Regions from separate parts of the Mus musculus genome. Here region 1 is linked to region 2. Evidence: chromatin loops called from intact Hi-C (ENCODE). Cell type or tissue: left cerebral cortex. All regions are shown on one strand. Links, peaks and the distances in the headings refer to the core of each region. The heading gives the core; the rest is flanking DNA.

Region 1 (6,527 bases), core at 1,528-6,527, 110 kb before region 2:
GTGTGGACACTATGCCCCTCCTTAGAAGTGGGAACAAAACACCCATGGAAGGAGTTACAGAAACAAAGTATGGAGCTGAGATGAAAGGATGGACCATGTAGAGACTGCCATATCCAGGGATCCACCCCATAATCAGCTTCCAAATGCTGACACCATTGCATACACTAGCAAGATTTTACTGAAAGGACCCAGATGTAGCTGTCTCTTGTGAGACTATGCCGGGGCCTAGCAAACACAGAAGTGGATGCTCACAGTCAGCTAATGGATGGATCACAGGGCTCCCAATGGAGGAGCTAGAGAAAGTACCCAAGGAGCTAAAGGGATCTTCAACCCTATAGGTGGAACAACATTATGAACTAACCAGTACCCCTGAGCTCTTGACTCTAGCTGCATATGTATCAAAAGATGGCCTAGTCGGCCATCACTGGAAAGAGAGGCCCATTGGACATGCAGACTTTGTGTGCCCCGGTATAGGGGAACGCCAGGGCCAAAGGGGGGGAGTGGGTGGGTAGGGGAGTGGGGGTGGGTGGGTAAGGGGGACTTTTGGTATAGCATTGGAAATGTAAATGAGCTAAATACCTAATAAAAAATGGAAAAAAAATAAAATAAAAAAAAAAAAAAAAAAAAAAAAAAAAAAAAAGAAGAGTCTTCTTTCACATTATCACAGTCAACAACCATGTTACTACAAGGTGGTCATATTTGTAGAAAAATATTCAAAATTGTGAGTGTAACTGTACTCATGCAAGATCGTTAACTCTGTCCCCTAAGCTTTGGGCACAAAACCCCACCAATCCATCACAACTTCTTGGTACATTTTAATGAACAGCCCCCTTTTCCTTTAAAATTGTTAGATTTCAGAGTACAGAATAAAGGAATAAAAGGCAGGAAAGAGACAAAAGTCTGACCTCAGCAGACAAAACTGCATTTATTAGGGCAGCAGCAATGGGCATCAACTGTCCTTTGAGGAGGGGAAGTGGTGTGAAAAGGAGGGAACTCCTATGATATCTTACAAGAACGGGCAGAGTTCTTCATATAAGGAAGTTGATAGAGGTGTGAAGGTACACTTGTGGGGCAAGACAGTCTCAAGAAATTTGTGATTGTTTGTGTGTGTGGGGGTGGGGGTTGGGGAGGGACTGCAAAGCAGTGCACCCTGAGAAGTGTCTCCACAAGCAGTTCTCCCTGACTTATAGAAGTGGTTGACCCATAACAGTTGAGGAACAGGAGTAAGGCCATTTAAGCAGCAGGACTTCTAGTTTCCTGAAGCCAGGGCATACTTTTTAAAATACTTCATATGTGTATGTATTCGCACATTTAGCAGGAAAACTGAACTAGTTGTGGAGATTCTGAGCATGGGTCCAAACATTATTGGGTAAGAGCTAAATCTATGTCATTGCTCAGACTCTCCTGAGTAAAACTCAGGTTTTATTCATTTTCAACACTCACTTCTTATTCCTTATATGATCTTTTCTCCAAATGCTACATGGTGTACAATGTGCATAGTAAGCCTTTATAACCCCTTTTTTAAATTATTTTTTTAATTAGGTATTTTCTTCATTTACATTTCCAATGCTATTCCAAAAGCCCCCTGTACCCTCCCCCCAACTCCCCTACCCACCCTCTCCCACTTCTTGGGCCTGGTGTTCCCCTGTACTGAGGCATATAAAGTTTGCAAGACCAATAGACTTAGAAATGCATGGTTATAGAAAAGAAATCCCTCCCATTACATAATAGTCAAAACACCAAATGCACAAAACAAAGAGAATATTAAAAGCAGTAAGGGAAAAATGTCAAGTAACATATAAAGGCAGACCTATCAGAATTACACCACACTTAATCAGAATTATTACCAGACTTCTCACCAGAGACTATGAAAGCTAGAAGATCCTGGGCAGATGTCATACAGACCCCAAGAGAACTCAAATGCCAGCCCAGGCTACCATACCCAGCAAAACTCTCAATTATCATAGATGAAGAAACCAAGATATTCCCTGACAGAAACAAATTTATATGGTATCTTTCCACAAATCCAGCCCTACAAAGGATAATAGATGGAAAACTCCAACACAAGAAGGGAAACTACACCCTAGAAAAGTAAGAAAGTAATCTTTAAACAAACCCAAAAGAAGATAGCCCCACAAACGTAATAACATAAAAAATAACAGGAAGCAAGAATCACTAATATCTCTTAATACCAAAGGACTCAATTCCCAAATAAAAAGACATAGAAAAACATACTGCTTACATAAACAGAACCCAGAATTTTGCTGCATACAAGAAATTCACCTCAGTGTCAAAGACAGACACTACCTCAGAGTAAGAGGTTGGAAAATAATTTTCCAAGCAAATGGTCCCAAGAAACAAGCTGAAGTAGCCATTCTAATATAGACTAAAATCAACTTTCAGCCAAAAGAGACAGTATCCAAATTAACAAAATCAGAAATGAAAAGGGAGATATAACAACAGAAACTGAGGAAATTCAAAAAAATCATCAGATCCTATTACAAAAGCCTACATTCAACAAAACTGGAAAATCTGGATGAAATGAACAGTTTTCTAGACAGATAGCAAAGACCAAAGTTAAGTCAGGATCAGATAAACCATCTAAACAATCCCATAAGCCCTAATGAAATAGAAGCAGTCATTAAAAGTCTTCCAACCAAAAAAAAAAAAAAAAAAAAAAAAAAAAAAAGCTCCGGACCAGATGGGTTTAGTGCAGAATTCTATCAAACCTTCAAAGAAGACCTAATACCAATACTCTTCAAACTATTCCACAAACTAGAAACAGAAGGAACACTTCCCAATTCATTCTATGAAGCCACAGAACTGTTTCTGTCTAATCAGGAACCTGTCACAATTTCCTTACATAGAGGACTTCATAAGAGAATTTTTTTCTACTTCTATTGTGTTTAATGTTTCTAATAGACCTTAAAAACTGTTTGAGTGCGTGTTACTTTTAGCTTCAGAAGATATCATGTATATTTAAGAGGCATTTAACTATTATAAATTATTTTGATGATTTAAAAATGTAAATACTGAATTGTATATTTTAAAATAAATTTTATTAGTTTAATTAATGAAGACAGTTAAAAATAAATAAATATTTAAAAATGTGAAAGAGATACCAAATTGACAAATCCAAAACATAAAAATAAAATAAAATAAAATGTGTGGTCATGTTTTGATATAATTAAAAAAGGCATGCTGTTCTATTTAGTGAAGCTTTAAAACAAGGCAGCTGTGACTTAGCAATGGAAATAAGGATTGCTTCCTAGTTATTGCTGCCCTTGTGACACAGAAAGCTTTGTGGAGCTGAAAGACAGTGTCTGGGTGGAGGGAATGCCCCTCTCTCATGTTTAACAGGCCTATACATGAATTAGTGGAACATCTGCTCTTCTACATACAAGGCTGGACCATGCTCACTTGGGTTCAAATCTGCTAGGCTTCCCTTAAGAGTTATTATCAGGTGGGCATGGAGGCACGGGCATAATAATATTCCAGCAGTAGCTTGAGGAAAGCAGATGGGATTCCGAGATACAGTCTGACCTCAGCAAACAAAACTGCGTTTATTCGACAGAAGCAAGGGGCATCAATTTTCCCACAGAAAGGGAAATTGTATGAAGAGAGGGAATGAACTCCTGTGGGGTCTTAAAGGAATGGGTAGGGTGCTTAAGTTTAAAAGAAGTTGTTTCTTAACTATGGAAATGAAAGCTAGAGTAGTTTAGTACCAAAAGGCAAAAACTAACTGGCACTGCCATGCAAAATCACTGCTAAATCTCTTTTAAGATCTGTAAACTCCAGGTGATTGAATCTCTTAATGGCATGAATTTCAATTTCACCGTCTATAAAATTGAGAAGGATGTACAGTTGTCTAGACACACTGAGGGTCAGTGGCGACACTATGAAGGGACCCTGTTGTGCTCAATGTCAACTGTGCAACCAATGTTAGGAGCAGCATTCCTTGCACTATGTATGCTATACTACTGTAATGATTCTGACCACATGAAGCCTGAGTAGAAAGATCAGACTTCAGAAATTGGAATTATCATTCCGACATTAAGATAGAAGGCAGAAAGAGAAGATGATGAAACCACAGGAATCTCGTCCACTTTGGTTCAGGAAGGCCAACTGCTGTCCCACATCATGTAGTTAGTGCCACAAACCTCCTCTTGAGCCCTGCTCCTTTATTTTAGCTCCTTTTCTAACAGTCTCCCGCTGGGGTCCTGCGATGATGCCCTCCAAAGAGCCCTAAGGTCCCTTCTCCCTCCCTTATCCCCGTCCCCACCACCACCGTGCAGCGTCTCGTCCCTCTCGGTGGCGACCTCCGCCGCCCGCGGTCCCCGCAGTTGTCCGCGGCGCGCCACGGCGCACGCTCAGGGGCGGAGCAGGCGCGTCAAACTCGGCGGCGGCGGCGGTGGCGGCGGTGGCGCGGGCGGCGGCGGGACTCGCTGGTCGCAGCTGCCTCTGCGCCCGCCACCTGCGCCGCCGTCACCTCGGCGGAGGGCTGAGGGGCGCGTGCGGTAAGGCCTGGCGGCGAGCTCCCTGCGGCGCGGGCTTCGGGTCTGCGCACTGCGGCGGGGCCGAGCTGGGGCCCGAGGCGGGCTCGGTGCAAGACGCAGTGTCCGATGCCCGCGGGGGCCGGGGCCGGGGTTTGGGGACCAGAGGCGCCGAGGGCCCTGGGGTGCTGTGGGGAGGCTCACCTGGCCCTGCAGCGGCCGGCCGTTCTGGAAAGCCACAGAGCCTTGCGGACAAGGGTCGCGCGGGAGCCCGGCTGTAGCAGCTAGCATCGCTCCAGGAGGATAAGGGGCTGTGAGCCAAGTGGGGACAGACCTATTGCAGTACTGGGACTCTCATCCCAGAGTGGTAGAGGTGGCTGCGGGTGAAGGACCTAGTGACATGCCCTTTGGGCCTGCTTTGGGGGTGTATAGGATAAATATGGGGTGAACCTGAGAAGAGGGGGCGGGTAAATACAGGACACTGGTGCTCCAGATAACAGAGTGGGATGGGAATTGGGCGTTTAGGTCTCAGTTTGCAGAAAACAATTTTATGATCTGAAAACAAAGCACACAGAAGAGGGTTTTTTTGTTGTTGATGTTTTGTTTTGTTTTTTGTTGTTGTTTGTTTTTAGCTATTCTGCTGTTAGTAAATGCTTGAGGGTTTGCTGTATTGTTTATTGTACTTTGGCAAGGATATTCTCTTCTGGGCATAGGCAGTGATGTTAATTTGTAGGTAGGAACATTATCTGAAGCACACTTCCAGTTTTGTTTCTTTACTATTACTCAGAACTATCTTTTGAAGATGACTGGTACAAGAGTTCCCACACGAATGGGAAAACTAACAAGTCAACTTACTGCATGGCATTTTTAGGGTACAAAGTAGCATGCAAATTTAATGATATTTTACAAGCAGTGAGTTTAGAGTGTTTCATGCCAGTCTTCCTTTACCTTTCTGTTTGTTGCTTTCCTTTGAATTAAGTCCGTTAGTGATTTTTTTTTGAAAAAAAAAAAAAAGCATAGAAATCCATACAACCTACATTTTAAAATTTGACATCAAGTGTTCTAGCTAGAGTGAACCATTTTAACAGTGGGTTAAGTATCCTTACAGGTATGAACCTATTTTGAAATACTCTCCAACTTAATGCCAAATTTTAATTTCATATAATCCCAGATTTGGAAATTGTACAATCTCCAATTGTCTGTTACTAGAACCTGGTTTTCTCTATATCTTTACTTGAACTGAGTCTCACCATGACTATAAATAGGCTTTCCTGCTATATAAAGGACACTCAAACGTTCAGTGATGTAGGATTTGAGATACGATTGCCCGTTGGGTAGCCATCATGAGAAGCTCCTTAAAGGGAAGTCACAGGCTTATCACATGCTCCCTAAGTGTGAATACCTTCTTGTTTTCTCTCCTAGATTGAGCTGCTGAAACTTCCGTTTTCAAGATGAAGTTTTCGTTGGCAATCTCCTTTTTTATTTTAATGTCCTTGTTGTTTGAAGACGCTTGTGCTAAAGAAAAGTCTTCCAAGAAAGGGAAGGGGAAAAAGAAGCAGTACTTGTGCCCATCGTACGTTCCTCACATCGTATATCCTTCTGCAGAGCGATGTTGCTGCTTTTGTTAGAAAACCAGACCGGTTATAAAAATGCCCACCTACAGCACTGTTTGCATCCACTCATGCACCTACTGTGTCCTGTTTGCAAGATGTCAGAGTAGACAGATGTTTGAAATGTGATGGTGGCTTCCTGTTGGTAAAGGAAGCTTTGTAATACACCTTTCCATATCATTTACAAAAGCGAAACAAGTTATTATAGCTTTATTTGACCAGATATGCAACTTTAATTGGATGCTGTGGGCCCATGCTTTGAGCAAATACAAGTTCAAAGGGTAGATTTTAAAATGATCTGAAATGAGAATCATTAAGAAGCAGATAACTATTATCTTGAGGTCTATTATATTTACATTGCTATACACAGTGGAAGTAAATTTGCATGGTACATGACATTTATTCTGAAGTATTTTTTGTAAAG
Region 2 (8,338 bases), core at 1,852-6,851:
GGCTGCTTAAGAGCTACAGAGTTTCCAGGAGTGAACAGCAGAGGGCAGAAAACAGCAACTAGGTCCTTAGAACCTATTGTTCTATTCAATTTCTTTGTAATATTCAAAATTGATTTTGTTATTGATAAATTTAAGTATTCAAGAAACACGAAGCTTTGTGGCTTTAATGGGTGATCTTTATGCTTATAAAAAAACAAACATCAGTATTTTTCTATTTACTGTATAACCATTTACTCCATTCAGTTTAAAGTCATTATACTTAGACAGCATTCTGTGGTGAAAAGAATATCTACTACTTAATGTAGTGCATTGAAAAGCTTCATGGAAGATCATATTAATGTAATTATGTTAGTTTTAGTAGGAAATGTTTCTAGCTGTGTGAATGTCAGATGTTTACCTAAGTTTTGAACATAGATTTGCTACTAGAGTAGCAATCACATTTCAAAAATGCCTGATAAAATGTTATAGACTATGTACAATTACAATTTACCAGCAGAATGTAATGTTTGATAAGGTTGTTTATATTCCATGGGGATAAAGCACTATGATTCAGCAAGTTCATGTTCTTTAAGGATGAAATCCAGTCAATTTTGAGTTCATGACTGCCCTTGAATTTCAAATAGGTTAAAATGAAAGCTGCTTTCGAAGAGTCCCTTTATTTTAAATTTTAATTTGCTTGCCAGACACATTAATAGTATCATACATTTTTTCCATAATCAAGCTCCTGTCCCTTTATCATCAACTATCATCCCAGAGCACTTTGGATGAGACCGAAGATGCTCTGGTGGCAGACATTGAACAGCAAGTATAAGAAGCATGTTACTGAGACATTTTCCTTGCTGTATCTGTTGACCTGGTTCTATTAGAAGTTCATAAACTTCAAACCACTCTTGTGCTGGGTGTCAGAAGTAGAGGTGAAAATGTGTGTAATTTGTTTGATTATTCTTTATGTAACAAGTTGGGGTATTTATAATTCTTGTTTTACCTATAATTGTATTCTTATTGATTTTCTACAAGGCTTTGTATGTTCCTATTTAGAGGACCTGTTTAAATGAATGTGAAATTTTTGATTCACAGGTGAGATGAATTATTGGTTATAAAAAGAAGGTATTTTCACCCAGAATATGTCAGCTTATAACTTTAGTATATTATACATATGTTATGCATTCTTGCCTTAGGAACAAACACCCCCCTCCCACACACACACGCACACACACACACACACACACACACACACACACACACACACAAACACAGACAGAGGGGGAAACAGGGGAGGAGAAAGAGAGTGAGTAACAGAGGGGGTGGAGAATGACTTAAAATCACAAGCTTACAATATTTGGAAGTCACGGGTATTACTTTGCTTTTTTGCTTTTCTTCATTCCTTCTCATTTTCATGAGAAACATGTATTTTAAAATTTGTTTTAATAAATAGGGACTTTTAGACCCAGTGACTAAGGCAAAGTATGATTTATGATGGTTAAAAACCATGTGTGATATTAAAGTCACATTTTCTCCATAAGGTTTAACTATGGTGTGCTTTCATGCACTTTGGGCCATCAGCCAGTTTTCCCTTTGATGCTGTCAGCTTCAATCTCCTGGCTCCTGGCAACAGATCTCTGAAATGAGACCTCTTTCATTTCTCTGTTTAAAACAAAACACATACAATTTGGTAAAGAATTTCTGAGGCTGCAGAGAGACTTGCCACGCAGGTATATAGAGATGGCTTGGCATGAAGTGGAGTTTTGAACATAGATTTCACAGGCATATACAATCATCGCTATGCTTTACCAAGCCCCTTCTCACAAACTTTAATTTTTAATGTATTCGTTACAATCCAGATACCCAAGCAGGCTCGGTGTAATGAGGTAACCTACTTCCTTGAGGCAGTGATTATTTTTGAAACTTAAGGCCATAATGTAATGGGGTATCTGGTTTGTAACTAAGAGTGATACATCCATTCTAGACTACTACCCCCCCCCCCCCCCCCGCAGAAACCTACGGTTCTTTCAATCTCTATACAAAACGGACATCTAAGAGCCAAGTCTACATGACTCTACAGCAGGGGGGAGTCTGCACTGTAGTACAAGAGCAATCCACAGGCAATGTGGCTTGAACAATCGAACCACTATCCAAAGGGGCATACTCTAAAGATGGATTCCTACACGAAGTCTTTCAAAGGTTTGATCGAGTTACCCGGGTCTTGGCATCCTTTTATAGTTAAGGATAGAATTTTGGGTTTCCCTGAGATTATGCTTGCATTATAGGAAGCTAAAGTTCACGATTTTGGGAGTTGTCCCTTCAGGGAGTATTTTGTTTGCTTTTTATCTGGGTCAGCTGAGGCAGAAGGCAGTGTGTGGATACTGCTAAGTGGATTTTGAGACAATCAAATCATATTCGTTGTGCTCAATGTAAAACAGGGCCCTACGGAAGAAAGCTTCGCCGCCAACAGCAATTAGCAGTTCGGCTTCCTAGGCATAGCAACCGGAAATCAGTTTTGCAGCATTTGGATCTGGCTGGAACATCTCTGCAGCTACAGTAAACCCTGCAACCTCAGCCCATAGCAGGGACCAAAGCGCTGTCCGCGGTGCTAAAATCGAATGCGCAAGACTGGAGGTCTCTAAGAGGCACCAGGCTGCCCGGCTCTGAGCCGCGCTTTCTCGGCACCGCGCAGAAGCTGCCAGGGCTGTGCGGGGTGCGGGGCGCTGTGCGGGGGAGGGGTGGGTGCGCGAGCTCGCCGCCTGCCTCGAGTCGCGCACGCGCGCCCGGGACTGCCTGCCCCTCTCTGTGACTTTCCTGTGTGTGTGCGTGTGTGTGTGTGTATGTGTGTGTATGTGTGTGCGCGCGCGTGTGAGAGAGGAGAGAGGGAGAAGAGAGCTCGAGAGAGGGTGATTGTGTGAGTGCACGGGAGGGTGCTGATATTCCCAGACACCGGGACCACAGCAGCAGCTCAGCTAAAAACTGCATTCAGCCAGTCCTCGGACTTCAGGAGCAGGGACAGGACGCAGGCATCAACAGCCACCAGCTAAACCTGGGAGATAAGGATTCTTCTGCCTTCACTTCGTGGTTTTAGCAGCTCCTTGCTAAATTTCGACCTCAAAATGCAGAGGATCTAATTTGCTGAGGAAAACGGTCAAAGAAGGAAAAGGAGGAAAGGGAAACGAGGGGATATTTTGTGGATGCTCTACTTTTCTTGGAAATGCAAAAGATTATGCATATTTCTGTCCTCCTTTCTCCTGTTTTATGGGGACTGATTTTTGGTGTCTCTTCTAACAGCATACAGATAGGTAGGTACCTTTTGTGTTATGCCTTTGAATTGTGCATAATTTGGTGGTAATCTTTGTTCACAGTGTGCAAATTAATTCATGTCATGTAGACTTATGTCATACCTTGACTGCATTCCAGATTGAAACTACCTAGAATATACATGATTTTCTTAGGCTGAAGCAAAAAGAAATGACTATGCCTTTTGACACAATAGAGGGGAAAGGATCTGTTCATTTCTGACCGGGTACTGCGTTACTTCTGCCTTGAAGGCATCTCCTAGTGTGCTCAGATTTTCAGGGAAATGATCGCAAAGCTCAAGATTAAAAGGGAGAATCTTTTTGGTCTTTAGACTCTCCCCCTTGCCTTGGATCCGTTGAGCACCTTTTGGATCCTTGCTGCCCAACTCACTGATTACGTTTATTATAGCGGGTAGTGTGAATAAGAGACTCTGGGGCTGTTGGGTGCTAGCATCCCACTCTTATCTCTCCAGGGCTCTGACATCGTTCTCTTGCTTGCTGTTTATTTTTGCAGGGGGGCTATTTCCAAGGGGCGCTGATCAAGAATACAGTGCATTTCGGGTAGGGATGGTTCAGTTTTCCACTTCGGAGTTCAGACTGACACCCCATATCGACAATTTGGAGGTAGCCAACAGTTTCGCAGTCACCAATGCTTGTAAGTAATGAATATTCATATCTTTCCAGTGCTGCACAGGGACACAGGGAAAGCAAGCCTGTGAATGCCAGTGAAGGATGGTGTGCCTGTGTGTGTGTGTGTGTGTGTGTGTGTGTGTGTGTGTGTGTGTGTGTGTGTGTGTTGCTGGCTTGTCATGTGTGGGTGGGAGTGACTGAACACGCGCGTGCGTGTGAAGGTACAGCGAGAAGGTGGCTGTAATCTTTGGGACCCCCACTGACCGGCGGGCAGTGAAGTGGGGACAAAAGGCACTGAACAGTATGCGCAGTATGTGCACCCTAGAATCTGGGGTAGGGGTTGGACTTGGACTGTTCTTTCGAATTCAGGGGGTTCTTGCTTGATTCTGGCGCCTCTAAAGAGGATCTCCCAACCCCCTCCCTCTTGCGCGCCTATTGGCACTCTACCAAAAGAGAACACGCTGTTCCCCAGGGCGCGCTGTGGGACTGTTGGATAGATCTCATGCCTTAGTCCGGTAGCCTGGCAGGGCAGCTTCGACCTACAGTCCCCGCAAGCCCCACGTCGTCCTATTGCACGGGACAAGTTATTGCAATGGTTGAGGAGTTGGGCCCGGGGCTGTTACATAATGCCCACCCGAGGGGCGCGGGCACGAGACTGACGCAGGCCCTGACTGGCTTGTGTGAGCGGGCATGGAAGGGATGCTAAGAGAATGGAGACCCCGAAGGGCTGAGAATGCGGGCAGCGGGGGATGAGGCTGTTGATGGGGATGCCTACCAGATACAAACCTCAACCTGATCGCCGGCAGAGCAGGGATGAGGAAGGCGGGGAACAGAAGCTAGGTGCATTCTCAGTTCCCTGAAGCTACGCCCAAGTAGAGGCGAGGGTGGCCTGAGTGCTCACCAGCCGCGCGTGCTTTGTTCCAGGGTCGCAGGCTCAGGCAAAGGCGACTGGAGACTGAGGATGACTCGGAAGCGATTGCATCCGGCTGAGTTTTAAAATTTGAAGAAGTCGCAGACCAGCCATTTTAGCTTTTGTAGTTTTCAGTATCAGCCCCTGGCCTCTGCATAGGGATCTGGAACTCCTGAGGACGCTCTGGCAAGGCTTTAGGCAGAATGACTGGTGTCCAGTTGCTGGGCAAGTGCGAGGTCGCCCGAGGCCGAGGACTAGGTCCCCGTGCAGAGGCAGCATCCTGCGCGCTCCCAGCTGCTACCATTTCCGGCCTCCAGGCTGGCAGATGTTTCCTGCCTTGGTGTTCTTAGCTTCCATGCCATAGATAACAATTCGGGGGAAGATTTGCAGGTGGTTCACCTCCCACTTTGGTTCCCCTGTAACAGAGCGGAAAATCACCAGAGGAAATGCCCAAGGCAGTGTTCCCACAACCGGTTGCCATCCCACCCACACCCCACCTCACCCCCGCCCCCCAAAGCCTGTCATGTATTCTGTGCTTTAGTTCTTTAACACCAGGGACATCAACAGGCCAGTTTGCAAACCGTGTCCGCAAACAAATAAATGAAGAAATGCATAGGGTGATAATGTGCTTCTGGTCATTTATAAGACCAGAATTCTAGTTTTTCTGAAAGAGCCTTTTAAGGATAGTTCTCTTAATATGCTAATGTTGAGGAAAGAGGCAGAGAGAGAGAGAGAGAGAGAGAGAGAGAGAGAGAGAGAGAGAGAGAGAGAGAGAGAGAGAGAGAGAGAGAGATTGTTGAAAATGGAGTCAGAGATAGAAAGAGAGAGAGAGAGATACACAGAGAACTTCCTCATAGAAGAGACACTAGATGGCTCAGTGGGTAAAAACATTTCCTTCAAACTGATGGACCTGGGATTACTCCCTGGTCTCTGAGAGGAGAAGGAGAGAAATGACGCCTGGATATTGATTGTCCTCTGACCTCCACATGCCCCCTCCAAATAAATAATTGAATAAAAATTTAAAATGTAATAGAATATTACAGAAAAGTATCCCAATGCAATACATGTTATTACATAACAGACACAAACAAAATGTTTTAAATAAATGTGAAAGGCGTCTTTAATTGTCCTATTTACCTACTGAATTAGGCCATTCCTGCGCTACCAAAGAAGTTTCCGTTTCTTGTGAGTTACAGTTTGGCATGCAACTTGAGCTGAATTGTACCGAGCTGCATTTGTATGCACAAATGCAGTGTCACAGTGCGCTGACAAGTAGGGTTACACAAAGATTCTGAAATATTAAAACATTTTGAAAATATTTAATAAGCAAGAAGTTGATCGTTGGTAACAAATAAAGAGATGAGCTAACTGGGAAACTAACAAATACAGCCACCAAACTAAACGAATGTTTCTCTGTTCCAACAGGTGCCGAGCCACTGTACTGGGGCTCTTTAAGGCTCAGAGATTGTACTTTGTGTGGCATGTATCCTCAGGCTAATATCGTTGACTGGGTTTATTTCTAGTATGAATTGTACTGAAATGAGATACGTGGCAAGAGTACACCCACAAGGAACAAATACATTGTTTTCTTTTACATACTGAATTTTATATATCTGACCATAGTTCTAAAATGCAGTATATTCAAGCCTTCATTTTTTTGAAATAGATTTTTTTCCTTTAAAAAAGTCACAAAAGCAAACATTCTAAACTATACATTCCCAAATCATAAGACTGCCCCACCCACAGAGCAGTATACCAGGCACTAAAACAACAGGAAGAAACAAGAGAAACAATGCCTCAGGAGAACCCAGGACCTTGACTTTGCAACTCCAATGCTGTAAGCTTACTGACTACTACAGATCACTGATATGCCACAGTAAAAGAAATGAGGCTCTGCAAACAGAATTTTCTAGAGTGCACATTGGCAAGTGGTAAAATTTCTAAAACTTGCAAAGACAAATATTTGCCTTGGAGGCAGGGGGCTAAGAATAGTAAAAATGATACAATTAATTTAACTCTTTAAAGGGAAGAAAGGAGATGAGAGCAGAGGAGGCATATGTGTGCACAACCAAATAACCACAACTTCCAGGTTAAATAAATAAAAGTCTGTCTTGCCCCATGTATCAAGGTAAACATGGCCACTTAGAGGCTGCTGTGGGTTTTACCCCAGTGCAAATAGATAATTTGTTTCCTTACTCTATTTAGTCATCTTTCATAGAAAAGATACAACAGCATTAAGTACATTGACAAGCAAGATCAACAATGTCTTTCCCCCATTTTCTCCGGAAACCTAAGGAGGCTATGACAATTTTGCATTGTATGAATTACTAATTGCTGCTTCTAAACAAGATTATTCTTTATCCTAATGAGTGCACAGAACAAAAGTTATTTGTTAAGATTTGTTTGTAAGAAAGCAAAGCTTTAGAATGAAGGGCTATCGTTTTGTCAGAGGAGTGGATCTGCTTAGTACTTAACTGTGTGAGATGGATGCTCCTACTCAGGAACACTGAGGCTGACATAGAGTTAAATGTCTAAGGATGTCTACTGAATGGTGTAAGAGTTAAATGAAAGGAAGTCATTTTATTCTGATCTAGAATGTACTCTGCTGCACTCAGCTCCCACACCTTTTCAGTCACAACCAGATGATGAAAGTACCTGTTTGTTCCCATTTTGTTTCCATGGATACCAGAGAAGACAAAGACAGACTTCCAATGTGTTTTTTTTTTTCTTTTTCCTCTCTGCCTTGTTTTTTTTTTTTTTTTTTCTTCTTTTCAAGCCCTTCTCCTCTCCCCACTGATCCCTTGCTCCCCCTTTCCTTTCTTTTTGGATTTTGTTCAAATGAATGTTTAAATAAGCTTTTATTATGAGAAAAATGTAAAGCTCAAAGAAGAGAGAAAATTGAGACTATCATTTTAGCAAGAGTTGAAAGCAGTGAGGAACCTCAGAATCCAATCTTTTATCCATCCACCCATTTATCCACCTATCCACCCATTTATCCACCCATCCACCCATCCACCTATCCACCCATCCATCCATCCATCCAGCCAGCCACCCACCCATCCACCCATTCATCCATCCACCGATTCAATCCACCCATTCATCCATCCATCCATCCATCCATCCATCCATCCATCCATCCAGTACCACAATCTCCCTAGTACCTTCTAATTGTCAGAGAATAAATGAATATTATCCCAATAACAAATGCTTTCTGATCATTTACTTCAGTGGTCTTTCTAATGGTTTTGGGAGACTCGGTAATGCTATACTTTTCATGAGGAGAAGCCTCTGAGGTCCTGTATGAGTGGTTTACTGTGAGTATGGAAAAGAACTCTAGTAGGTCTTCATGAGTAAGTCATCATAGTAAAAGAAAAAAATCTCAATTTTTGAGAAAAGAATAAGTTGATATTTGTGTTTCTATACACACTCTAAAGTTAGCTAACAAAACCAAGAAGTGTGTTTAGAAAAAAATATTAAGTACTGTATACTATAAATGATTTTAGTAAAATTGAAT

Evidence for each region. A loop is a pair of places that touch in the nucleus more often than their neighbours do. Peaks named below come from ENCODE experiments on the same cell type or tissue, not always from the same donor. Only the 100,000 strongest peaks of a DNase experiment are listed, where the experiment ranks them.
Region 1: a loop joins it to region 2, with 5 times the contacts of the local background. A loop is called at or near these places in 2 of 42 quality-filtered maps.

The regions. Positions count from the first base shown.
Region 1 is chr3:80,911,507-80,918,033 of GRCm38, reverse strand. Glrb (glycine receptor, beta subunit) reads left to right here and starts at 4,374. Exons shown (of 10, transcript NM_010298.6): 1 at 4,374-4,517; 2 at 5,916-6,066. The coding sequence starts at 5,945. In left cerebral cortex, for the core only: CTCF peaks have their summits at 4,292 and 4,543; DNase peaks (open chromatin) are centred at 4,337, 4,815 and 5,919; H3K4me3 peaks cover 1,854 bases; H3K27ac peaks cover 1,208 bases.
Region 2 is chr3:80,797,246-80,805,583 of GRCm38, reverse strand. Gria2 (glutamate receptor, ionotropic, AMPA2 (alpha 2)) reads left to right here and starts at 2,891. Exons shown (of 16, transcript NM_013540.4): 1 at 2,891-3,287; 2 at 3,799-3,939. The coding sequence starts at 3,200. In left cerebral cortex, for the core only: CTCF peaks have their summits at 5,157 and 5,689; DNase peaks (open chromatin) are centred at 3,379, 3,923, 4,403, 5,156 and 1 more place; H3K4me3 peaks cover 4,756 bases; H3K27ac peaks cover 4,914 bases.